Regions from separate parts of the Homo sapiens genome. Here region 2 is linked to region 1. The links are chromatin contacts, found by Hi-C or POLR2A ChIA-PET in ENCODE. All regions are on one chromosome and are shown on one strand. Each heading gives the region's core, a stretch centred on a gene start or an enhancer-like site at or near the end of the contact. The rest is flanking DNA. Distances are from core to core; before and after follow the strand shown. Region 1 holds the start of MAPKAPK5 (MAPK activated protein kinase 5). Region 2 holds the start of TRAFD1 (TRAF-type zinc finger domain containing 1).

Evidence for each region. A loop is a pair of places that touch in the nucleus more often than their neighbours do. ChIA-PET counts read pairs that join two places held with the same protein, here RNA polymerase II (POLR2A). Pooled maps may share reads with other maps.
Region 2: a loop to region 1 is called in a map of CD8-positive, alpha-beta T cell, with 5 times the contacts of the local background. The contact joins the promoter of TRAFD1 here to the promoter of MAPKAPK5 in region 1. A Hi-C loop is called at or near these places in 3 of 168 maps with a recorded cell type or tissue (CD4-positive, alpha-beta memory T cell, CD8-positive, alpha-beta T cell and naive thymus-derived CD4-positive, alpha-beta T cell), 7 of 37 single-sample maps with no recorded cell type and 15 of 50 pooled maps. POLR2A ChIA-PET finds 5 or more read pairs at or near these places in 11 of 52 experiments (CD4-positive, alpha-beta T cell, CD4-positive, alpha-beta memory T cell, CD8-positive, alpha-beta T cell and 7 more).

Annotation. Positions count from the first base shown.
Region 1 is chr12:111,838,642-111,844,343 of GRCh38, reverse strand. It overlaps MAPKAPK5 (MAPK activated protein kinase 5), which reads right to left and starts at 2,116. Exons shown (of 14, transcript NM_003668.4): 1 at 1,575-2,116. The coding sequence starts at 1,610. MAPKAPK5-AS1 (MAPKAPK5 antisense RNA 1) reads left to right here and starts at 1,339. Exons shown (of 2, transcript NR_015404.2): 1 at 1,339-3,017; 2 at 3,867-4,577. RefSeq lists enhancers at 1,431-1,530, 2,261-2,540 and silencers at 1,621-1,970, 2,051-2,230.
Region 2 is chr12:112,122,872-112,128,573 of GRCh38, reverse strand. TRAFD1 (TRAF-type zinc finger domain containing 1) reads right to left here and starts at 3,014. Exons shown (of 12, transcript NM_006700.3): 1 at 2,956-3,014. RefSeq lists enhancers at 2,488-2,557, 2,968-3,017, 2,995-3,289.

The sequences.
Region 1 (5,702 bases), core at 867-3,366:
TGGCACGTGCCTGTAGTCCCAGCTACTGGGGAGGCTGAGGCAGGAGAATCACTTGAACCTGGGAGGTGGAGGTTGCAGTGAGCCAAGAGCATCCCACTGCACTCCAGCCTGGATGACAAAGCCAGACTCCGACTCAAAAAAAAAAACAAAACCCAAAACAAAAGAAGGATATGTCAAGGCAGTCTTTTAGAATCTTTATGATTTAAAACCTCGTCTTCCTTGGGCCAGGCACGGTGGCTCACGCCTGTAATCCCACCATTTTGGGAGGCCAAGGCGGGCAGATCACGAGGTCAGGAGATCGAGCCCATCCTGGCTATTACGGTGAAACCCCGTCTCTACTAAAAATACAAACAAAAGAAAAAATTAGCAGGGCGTGGTGGGTGGGCGCCTGTAATCCCAGCTACTCGGGAGGCTGAGGCAGGAGAATGGCGTGAACCCAGGAGGCGGAACTTGCAGTGAGCCAAGATCGGGCCACTGCACTCCAGCCTGGGCGACAGAGTGAGACTCCGTCTCAAAAACAAACAAACAGACAAAAAACCTGGTCTTCCTTAATGTATATGTTATATGTTGATGCCTCCTTTAAAGGGTTAAGTTTCTTTGGAATGACTTGATGATTTTGAGAAACTATATACACCACCTAAAGAATTGGTAGAAATGTAAATTCTTAATCATTACTAGTAACTGTCTTGAAGGGGAAAATAACCCCAAGCTGCCAATAGATGCCTGTCCTTCAAGATAAAATGAAATTATTCAATGCACTGGGCTGACTTAACACTACAAATAAGTAAATAATACATCAAACTTTAAGCGTCAATGTTTAATTTTCATAAGACTAATTTCTTAGCTACAGCTGTCAAGACAGATAACTGGCCCTGAGTGGGCAAAATGTGCCTTTAAAAAAAAAAAAAGTTAAAAACAGGTTTTAGAAAACTTATTTTATTTGTGTAATTTTCGAACACACATTTGCTTTTCTTTTGGTTTAAGTGCAGTTAAGTCACAGGAACTGTTAACTTTTCCTAAGTAAACTCAATGCTTCCTAGGAGAAAGAAGAGGAAAAAGAAAAAGGGGAGAATACACGGAAAAGTGAGGACAACCTATTCCCCAAAGGACAGGTTTTGTACGGCGAACCACCTTTTTCCAACTGCAGATTTCCAGAAGGCTGATTTCAAACAAATCGGGAGGGATGGATAAATTCCAACTCTCCAAGTTCTGTAGACCATCCGGAAGCAAATGCTGGCGGCCTTGGGGAGTGATCGAAACGTGTAGTAGTAGTAGTAGGGCTCTCTTCGTCCCATTCATTGACACTTAATAGTGTCTCCAGGCCACTCACCTCTGTTCCAGCTGAGCACAAATCACACTCACCAGGGAAGCTGGCGGGAGTCGGACACACACCTACACCCACACCCATAACCCTTGGCCCCAGGGCTGTAAAGCGCGATCCACGGAATCCGGGGGAGGCCGAAACCCGGTAGTCGATGGAACCTCTCACTGCAAAATCTCCCTGCTTTTTGAGGCTAGAGCCGAGAAGAACGCCACAGGACAACGCGGGGGAAGAGGGGGCACCTCCCCCTTACCTTGATGGCTTTGTCCATGTCGCTCTCCTCCGACATACTCAGTGGGGCCCCCACAGCCGGGAGAGGCGGAGGCTGCTCAGCAGCCCTGTCCCCGCGCGGCCGAGGGAGCAAAGGGCTCGGCACTCGGGCCCCTGGGCCTCGTGGCGACGGGCAGCAGCCGCCCCTCGGGACCGGTGGGGATGAGGACCCCGGCGCCGGCTCTGCTTCGGCGGGCGGCTCTAGGCTGGCGGCAGCAGCAGCGGCGGAGGCGGCGGCCCCTGGGGACAGGTCTTTGTGCTGGGCCCCACGCGGCCGCCTCCTAGCCTCATCCCCAGCTGGGGAGGCAGGCTCCTGGGGTAGGGCGAGGCGGGGAGGGCCTCGACCCGGGGCGCCGTGCAAGGGCCTCGCGGGGCCGCCGCTTAGACCTGGGCTCGCCAGGTCCTAAAGAAGAGCCTGCGCCTCCGCCTCCGCCGCCTGCACCGCCGCGAAGCCGAAGCCGAAGCCGAAGCAGAGCTCGGCGCCGCTGCTCCCGCCGCCGCCTCAGCGCCACACATCGCCGGGACACCCGCGCCGGGCAGCCCCGCCGGCCGCCCTCACGCACGCGCTGTGCCCCGCGGGAGCTCCAGGCCGCCCCTCCTGCCGCCCAGCTTCGTGACTCCACGGCCCCACGCGCCCCTTGCTGCCTTCCGCTGGGGTTTCCGAGCCGCCCCCGAACCGCGCACCCGACTTGCAGGCGTCCGCCTGGGCCTCCCTAAGACACGCCGCATACAGGACAGGCCCCTGGGCCTTCCGCGGCGATGGCGCTGCGCTAATGACGTCATAGGCCCGGACTCGCGTGAGTGCGCGTGCGTTGGGGCCTCAGCCTTTATCTCCACTCTGCGGAGATTCACGCCTGGAAAACGCTCTTCTGAGAGGATCTGTGGAGGTCAACCCAGGAGAGAGAAGACAGGACTGAAGCACTGAAAGGGTCCTGCCGTTAAGGGCGCAGGATTGTATAGAATATATAATAGCAGTAGCAGCTCTGTTTACGGAGCATTAACCTTACGTGGAGTTATTTCCTGCATTTCCTCCTTTCGTCTTTACAAGGTAGCCGTTTGGCGTCGTGAGGTATGGATGTTCCCATCCCTAATTTGCAAAATAGGTAACTGAGGCTCAGGAGAGCTAGACTAGTTTGTGCACAGCCGAGAAGTGGTCAAGCTAGAATGGGACCCCAGGTTTGTGCTCCCTACTCTCCACCGATAACCTATCAAAGGGCTTTGCAAGAGCTTTTGACTAATCGTCTGTCAATGGTTCTTCATTCACGTATTAATTGCACATCAGTATGTGCCAAATCTACTAGACATTGGAGAAACAGTAGGAACAACACATGGTACCGGCACATGGATCTTTCAGGAAAACGAAGTAGGTAATAAACAGGAAAAAGCCCGAGTCTGATGCTAAGAAGAACATAAACAGGATGCTGAGGTAAGAGAATAACTGGATGTGGGGACTTCTTCGTATTAGATGATTAAGGAAGGAATCTCAGGAGGTAACATTTAAGCTGAGACCCCTGAGGAATGAGAAAGGGCTGGCTATTGGAAATCCAAGGAAAGATTTCTGGGCAGATGGGTAGAAATTTTAAGGTGGAAATAAGCTAAATATGTTCAAGAATCAGCAAGAAGGTCATTGTAGCTGGAGTAGATCGAGTAGGAGGAGACTGATAAAGGGTGAGGTTGGAGGCTGGGCGCGGTGGGTCACGCCTGTAATCCCAGCACTTCGGGAGGCCAAGGCGGGCGGATCACTTGAAGTCAGGAGTTCGAGACCGGCCTGGCCAACATGGCGAAACCCCGTCTCTATTTCAAAAAAAGAAAAAAAAAAGTATAAAAAGGATGAGGTTGGAGATGTGGGCAGGGGCTGCATCATATGTGGCCTTTGGGGGTCATAATCAGGACTTTGGATTTTATTCTAAGCTATTGTAAGGTTTTAAAGTAAAGAGTGATGTGAACAAATTTGTTTTAAAAGATCACTCTGCTTTGTAGAGAATAGAATATAGGAAAGCAAGAATGGAAACAGAGCTATTAGGAGGCTATTGGAGAATAATGCAGATGAGAGATTATTACACTGTCTGAACTAAGGAGGTGGCGGTAAAGGTGTAGAGAAGATGGATTTTTTTTTTTAAACGGTCCCACTGTCTAGAGTGCAGTGGCGTGATCACAGCTCACTGCAACCTAGACCTCCTGGGCTCAGGCGATCCTCCCACCTCAGCATCCTGAGTAGCTGGGACTATAGGCGCATGCCACCATGCCTGGCTAATTTTTCGTATTTTTTTTGTAGAGATTGGGTCTCTCCACATTGCCCCGGCTGCTCTCCAACCCCTGAGTTCAAGTGATTCACCTCCCTTGGCCTCCCAAAGTACTGGGATTACAGGCGTGAGCCACCGTGCCTGGCTGAGAAGATGGATTTAAGACATATTTTGGAGGTAACATTGTCAGGACTTCCTGAAGGATTAGATGTGGAAGGGAAGGATAAGAAACAGACCAAGGATAACTTTCAAATGTATGCTTAAGCAACTGGATGGATAATGATGCCATTGAGTGAGTGAAAAACTTGATGGAAGTGGAAGATTCAGAGTTCATTTCTATCTAGGTTAATTTGAGACATACCAGAGCATAAGTTAAGTAAGTAATTGAATATTGGAGTGGAGACTTATTTGTCTACCGAATTATTGTTTTCTTTGTCGGACATACACCTACACTGCATTCCTCAAAGTAAAATTTAAGTGTGGCTCTGTGCCTATGCTCTCCCCAGCGGAAAGTGACCAGAAGAGGTGTGCAGTTTCCAGGCCTGGCCCATACAGACCTCCAACAGGTGCTCCCCTGTGCTGTTACTCCTTCTGCCAACTGGAAGCAGATGGTGACCAGGCTCTGGAGAAGGCAAGGCCTGAAGATGGGAGATTCCTAAGTGGAGGAGAACTGTGCCTTACTGACCTAAATATCCACTCAGTATTGTTATGTGAGAATAAATAAACTTGTGTTGACCGTTTACTTACTTTGAGTCTTTTGTTCTAGCAGCTTTGCCTATGCTACCTAATATGAATAAGAGCAATGATCCCGCGATGAACTTTGGGAGAAAATTTTTAAATGACTTCAGTTGACATCTGTAACAGGAAATATTCGTGCAAAAGTAATTGTGGTTTTTGCCATTTAAAAATAATGGCAAAAACTGCAGTCATTTTTGCACTAACCTATAGAAGATGCCTTGGATTTATTCATTCATTTCATCCAGTAAGAATTTCTCTCTGCCAGGCTCTATGTCTTGTAATAGAGATGCAGAGATGATGTCGTATAATAGAGATGCAGCAATGAAGAGACAAGGTCCCTGCTCTCAAGCAGCTTTTAGTCTAGCTGTTCAACTTACCGACTTATTTGCACGTGCTTTCCCACTACCTAGAAACTCATGCTTCCCTCATAACACACACACATACACACACAGCCTGGTTTCTACTCATTCTTCAACTTTATTCTTCTTTGAGGCGGAGGCTCACTGTGTCCCCCAGGCTGGAGTGCAGTGGTGCGATCTCGGCTCACTGCAACCGCCGCCTCCTGAGTTCAAGTGATTCTTCTGCCTCAGCCTCCCGAGTTGCTGGGATTACAGGCACCCGCCACCACGCCCGGCTAATTTTTGTATTTTTAGTAGAGACAGGGTTTCACCATGTTGGCCAGGCTGGTCTCGAACTCCTGACCTTAGGTGATCCGCCCACGTCAGCCTCCTAGAGTGCTGGGATTACAGGCGTGAGCCACCACACCTGGCCAATTCTTGATAATGTTTTTTCAGAAAGGCATGCCTTGCCCATACCCTCCTTTCCTAATCTAAATCAGATGTTCCTATTATCCTGTAACTAAATAATCTCAACAAGGGAAAGAATCTTATTTGTCTTATTGGTCATATGTCCCTAATACCCAGTCCATTGTAGGTACTTAATAAATTTATTTGTCGAAGGAATCAATGAATGGAGAAGGCAGAACCCTGAAGAAAGCGGTTTCTTCCAATGAAATTCCTCTGTTTTTTGCTGGTGTGGCAGCCCTGGTTCACAGCCTCCAGTGATGCTCACATCTTGGTATTTATGATCTTATGTAGTCCTCTCGCCCTGCATGTGGTCTGGATCAAGTG
Region 2 (5,702 bases), core at 1,765-4,264, 280 kb before region 1:
TCACATAGTTGATATGGTGTCTGCCAAATTTCTTCACTATAAAGTTTCTCCTGCTTTTTAAACAAGATGTCAATGCAGAAAGCAAAGCACTGGCAACTTTACTACCATTGTTTAGTTTAGATTATTCCTTTCCATGATACAAAAATGGTCTTAAATCCTGCCCCCAGTAGGGTTCTTTAAAGGTTTTGGCATTATCAAGCGAGTTGCCACTTTTCAAAACATGTATTTAGTCATTTGTTCAACATGCTTAATTAAGACAATACTTTGAGGCTGGGTCCAGTGGCTCATGCCTGTAATCCCAGCACTTTGGGAGGCTGAGGTGGGCGGATCACTTGAGGTCAGGAGTTCAAGACCAGCCTGGCCAGCATGGCGAAACACCTCTCTACTAAAAATAAAAAAATTAGCCGGGTGCCTGTAGTCCCAGCTACTAGGGAGGCTGAAGCAGAATTGCTTGAACCCGGGAGGTGGAGGTTGCAGTAAGCCAGGATCACACCACTGCACCCCAGCCTGGGCAACAGAGTGAGCCTCTGTCTCAAAAAATAAAAATAAAAAAAAAAAGGACAATACTGTGGGCCAGGTGCAGTGTCTCACACCTGTAATCCCAGCACTCTGGAAGGCTGGGGTGGGTGGATCACTTGAGCTCAGGAGTTCAAGGCCAGCCAGGAAACATAGTAAGACCCTGCCTTTATAAAAAATAAGCAGCCGGGTGCGGTGGTTCATGCCTGTAATCCCAGCACTTTGGGAGGCCGAGACAGGTGGATCACAAGGTCAGGAGATCGAGACCATCCTGCCTAACATGGTGAAACCCAGTCTCTACTAAAAAGAGCTTGCAGTGAGCCGAGATCACGCCACTGCACTCCAGCCTGGGCGACAGAGCGAGACTCCCTCTCAAAAAAAACAAAAAACAAAAAAGCAAAAAATTAGGTGGGTATGGTGGCACATGCCTGTAATCTCAGCTACTTGGGAGGCTGGGGTGGGAGGCTGAGGTAGTCCCAGCTACTTGGGAGGCTTGAGCCCAGGAGGTCGAGGCTACAGTGAGTGAGTTGTGATCACACCACTGCACTCCAGCCGGGGTGACAGAGTGAGACCCTGTCTCAAAGAAAAAGAAGACCATACTGTGTGCCACTGTGCCCTGGCACTAAAAATACTTTACAAAATAAGGAAATATAGTCTCTGATAAAGCGATTTAGTGGTAGAGAAAAACAATAAGCAAAAAAATACATATAACTTGAGTATTGTGATGGAAAAGTATACTGACAAATAAATGGGGGCGGAATAGAGGCAAATCTACTTTAGGTAGATAAGAGTGGTCAGGGAAGAACTTTCTGGGGAGACGACATTTAAATTAAGAACTGAAGTACAAGAGCCAACCACGAAAAGACAAAGATAGAGGATGGGAATGCGGGGAAATCCATCCAGGCAGTGGGAAGGGCAAAAGGCCTAAAAGCAATGAAAGAGAAAGTAAAGGCAGATCTGGAAGAGCATAATAAAAAAGGGGAATGACTCAAGAAGGTCTTGTCATATCAGACAGAAAGAATATTGGATTCGATTCCAAGCTCAATGGTAAACCACTGAAGGGCTTTAAACTAGGGAATGACATAATTCAAGACACCCATTCTGGGCTGGGCGCAGCAGCTCACGCCTGTAATCCCAGCACTTTGGGAGGGCGAGGTGGGCAGATCACTGGAGGTCTGGGGTTCGAGACCAGCCTGGCCAACATGGCAAAACCAAGTCTCTACTAAAAATACAAAAATTAGTTGGGCGTGGTGACGGGCGCTTGTATCCCAGCTACTCAGGAGGCTGAGGCAAGAGAATCACTTAAACCCAGGAGGCGGAGGCTGCAGTGAGCTGAGATCTCGCCACTGCACTCCAACCTGAACAACAGAAGGTGACTCCATCTCAAAAAAAAAAAAAGATATTCACTCTGATATGAAATGGCAACTAAGGAAGGCTGTCCGACTGATTTCAGGTGTGCTCTATTCCAGCCCACTCTGGCCAACTCTAAGGCCAGAGCTCAGATGTAGCAGGTGCTTGCTTTTCTAGATGCAAGGAGACTGGGGGTAGCCTGCAGGGTCCCCCTCTGGGGGTCAAGGTCTGGCTGGTTCTGCCAGATTTAACCTCTCTGGGCCTCAGATTCTTCAGGCAGAGGACTGACAATACTTCAAAGGGTCAAGGAAACGGGCGAATGCACGGAAGAGTTGAGGCACAGAAAAGTCTTCAAGCTTATAAGGAGCCTGTTGGGGGTCAGCTAGATCTCTCTAGTCCGCAGAGGGGACCGTCCCTCTGCCCGAGGCGGCGGAGCTTCCCCTGCCGGGTCCAGATACCCCAAGGCAGTTTCCAATCGCCCCCGTCCCCAGGAAGGTCGGTGATGGGGAGTGAAGAAGTAAGCGGCTTCTCAAATAATAGCAGTTGCCAAACGCTTACCGGGAAAATCTTTTAATCCCGACTACAATCCTAAGAGGTGAAAGTCTTGGTCCCCACTTTAGAGGCTACGAAAGCGGAAGGCCACCTGAGTTTTCCACAGCACCAGCGGGTCGGAGTGCGAGCTCGGACTCGGGTCCTTCGGCTTCGAGGCCGCATTAGGCCACTCGCGACCCCCCACGCCGGCAGCTCGAGGCTCGGACTCTAGGCCCAGGCCGGCACTGAGCCCAGCTCCGCCCGGGACGCGGTGGTCACAGCGGCGCTGCGAACGACGCCCGCTTCCCGGCTCACCAGACCAACCTAGGCCGCGAAGGGGGCGGCGTCGCCGGGGGCTGCCAAGGCGCCGGTTCCCTGAGGAGAAAGCGCGGCCTCCTCCAGGTGCCTGAGATGCCGCCGCGCGGGCATCCTCTCCTCACAGCCGCGACCCCGGGCCCAGAGACCCCTCGCCCACACACCCCTCCCTTGGGATGCTGGACCCTTCCTAAACTGGAGGCCACAGGGGATCTCCAGCCGCGTGCCGCCGCTACACCTCACCAGGGACGAGAGGAGAAACGCTGAGTTGACACACTAGCTGCAGACACGGAGCCTCCTCTGTCAGACCCCGCACTGAACAACGGCCCTCAGAGCTGCCTCACCACTTCCGCCCATCGCGGAGGAGCGCGCCCATTGGCCAGGGGCGGCTCCAGCTGTCGGCCCATTGGATAACACCGTTGTCGCTCCCAGGGCCCCGCCTTCTGCGCGTCGATTGGCTCCCTGGAGGCCCACGGGGGCGTGTCCCTGGAAGCCCTGGCCCCTGCACATCTGGAACCAGAGGCACGAAGCTGAGCTGTGAGCCTGTTGCTGAGTTTAGCAACTGTCCCCGACACAGGCTAATAATATTTGCATGAATAATTCTGTACAAACATTACTAATATGCTTAATATATTGAGATAATTAATGGTATTTGTTCTTTTCTCATGGGCCGTTAATACTTATTAGTCATTCTTATTGCTATGATAATGCCCTTGTGCAAGACTTCTGCAGATCTGTGACCATATTTTTTGAGCACTTTGCTTTTTTGCAGTGGAAGAATGAGAGCCTGAGATGCAGGTTTGAGAGCTAGTTTCTCCACTTGCTGCCTGAATGGATTCCCTGAGCTTCTCTTACCTCATGTATAATAAAGGAGAGAATAATTATATAAGTATAACCAAGCACATATTACAAACCAACTTATAATTATATAAGTATAACCAAGCACATATTACAAACAATACAGCAATTTAAAATTATGATTCCATTGCAGATTATAATTGCAAAATATGGAGGCCAAGGCGGGTGGATCTCTTGAGCTCAGGAATTAGAGACCAGCCTGGGCAATATAATGAAACCATATCTCTACAAAAAAAATACAAAAATTAGCCAGGCGTGGTGGCACGCACCTGTAGTTCCACCTCCTTGGGAGGCTGAGGTGGAAGGATCCCTCGAGCCCAGGAGGCAGGGCTGGAGTGAGCCCTGATCATGCTACCGCACTCCAGCCTGGGGGACAGAGAAAGACCCCGTCTCAAAAATAATATAATATAATATAATATAATATAATATAATATAATATAATATAATTGCAAAATGTTAATGAGATAGTACTAAGCAAGAAAAGCATCTAACAGGCTGGGCGCGGTGGCTCACGCCTGTAATGCCAACACTTTGGGAGGCAGAGGCTGGTGGATCACCTGAGGTCAGGAGTTCAAGACCAGCCTGGCCAACATGGTGAAACACCGTTTCTACTAAAAATACAAAAATTAGCTGGCCGTGGTGGCAGGCGCCTATGATCCCAGCTACTTGGGAGGCTGAGACAGGAGAATCGCTTGAACCCAGGAGGTGAAGGTTGCAGTGAGCCGAGATTGAGCCACTGCACTCCAGCCTGGGCAACAAAATCAAAACTCCGTCTCAAAGCAATATTTATAACAAGATAAAATATTTAGCTTAAATATGCAATATAACTTGTGTGATTCCAAACATATAAAGTTTAAAACCAGGGAAAATTAACCTAAAGTGAGAGAAGTAAGTAACTGGTTCCATTCAGAGGGTATATAGCCTGTAAGGAGATATGAGAAAGATTTTCTAGAAATGTTTATATCTTGATCAGCAAAGTGATTAACACAGATGGATTAATTAGTAAATAGTTATTAAGCTACACACCTATATCTTAAGCACTTTACATTGTATGTTACATTTTAATAACAAAACTTACTGGAGTTCAAAAGAAAGCACAATCATTAACAGTTAAAAAGCAATCAGAAAAAATGTGTATTAATATGAATTAAGTATATTAATGTATTAAGTATATATAAAGAAAAAAGATAACCATATAGTGTGTTCTTTTATGAATAAGGTGTTTTAACTCAGCATAATGTTTTTGAGGTTTATCCATGCTGTTGATAATATCAAGTCTATTCCTTTTCAGTGCCAAGTAGCATAGCACATGGATATGCCACAATTTATACTGACAAACATTAGAGCTGGTTCTAGTTTTTGGCCAGGCATGGTGGCTCACGCCCACAATCCCAGCACTTCGGCAGGTCAAGGTGGGTGGATCGCCTGAGCTCAGGAGTTCCAGACCAGCCTGGGCAACATAACAAAACCCTGTCTCTACAAAAAATACAAAAATGTAGCCAGGCGTGGTGGCTCATGCGTGTAGTCCCAGCTACTTGGGAGGCTAAGGTGAGAAGATTGCTTGAGCCTGGGAGGCAGAGGTTTCAGCGAGCTGATATGGCACCACTGCACTCCAGCCTGGGTGACAGAGCAAGACTCCATCTCAAAAAAAAAAATTGATTCTAGTTTAAGCAGTAGTAACCATTCTTGTGCAAGTCTTTGGGGATATATGTTTTTATTTCTCTCAGATAAACACTTGGAAGTGGGATTGCTGGATCATACGGTAAGTCTATGTTTTAACTTTACAAGAAACTACCAAACTGTTTTCCGAAGTGATTGCACAACTAAACGTTCCCAACAGTAGTGTAGGAGAGTTTCAGTTGCTCCGTATAGTCATCCACTTGGTATAAACACATTTTGAATAAATAAACAGGAGAATGGCAGTCCTGTCTTCCGTTGCCTGAGTGACCCAGAAGCTCCTCTAAATTCATAGTTCACAGTGGGAGGAGACAACAAGGTCCAGGGTAGCAAGGAATGAACTGAAATAATGATAAGCTCAAATTTCACTTAACCCCTGGGGTGCCTTATTTTCACTGGCCTAAATCCAACAGCAGAAATAAAAAAAGTTTAGGGATATTTTATTCCTGACCAAA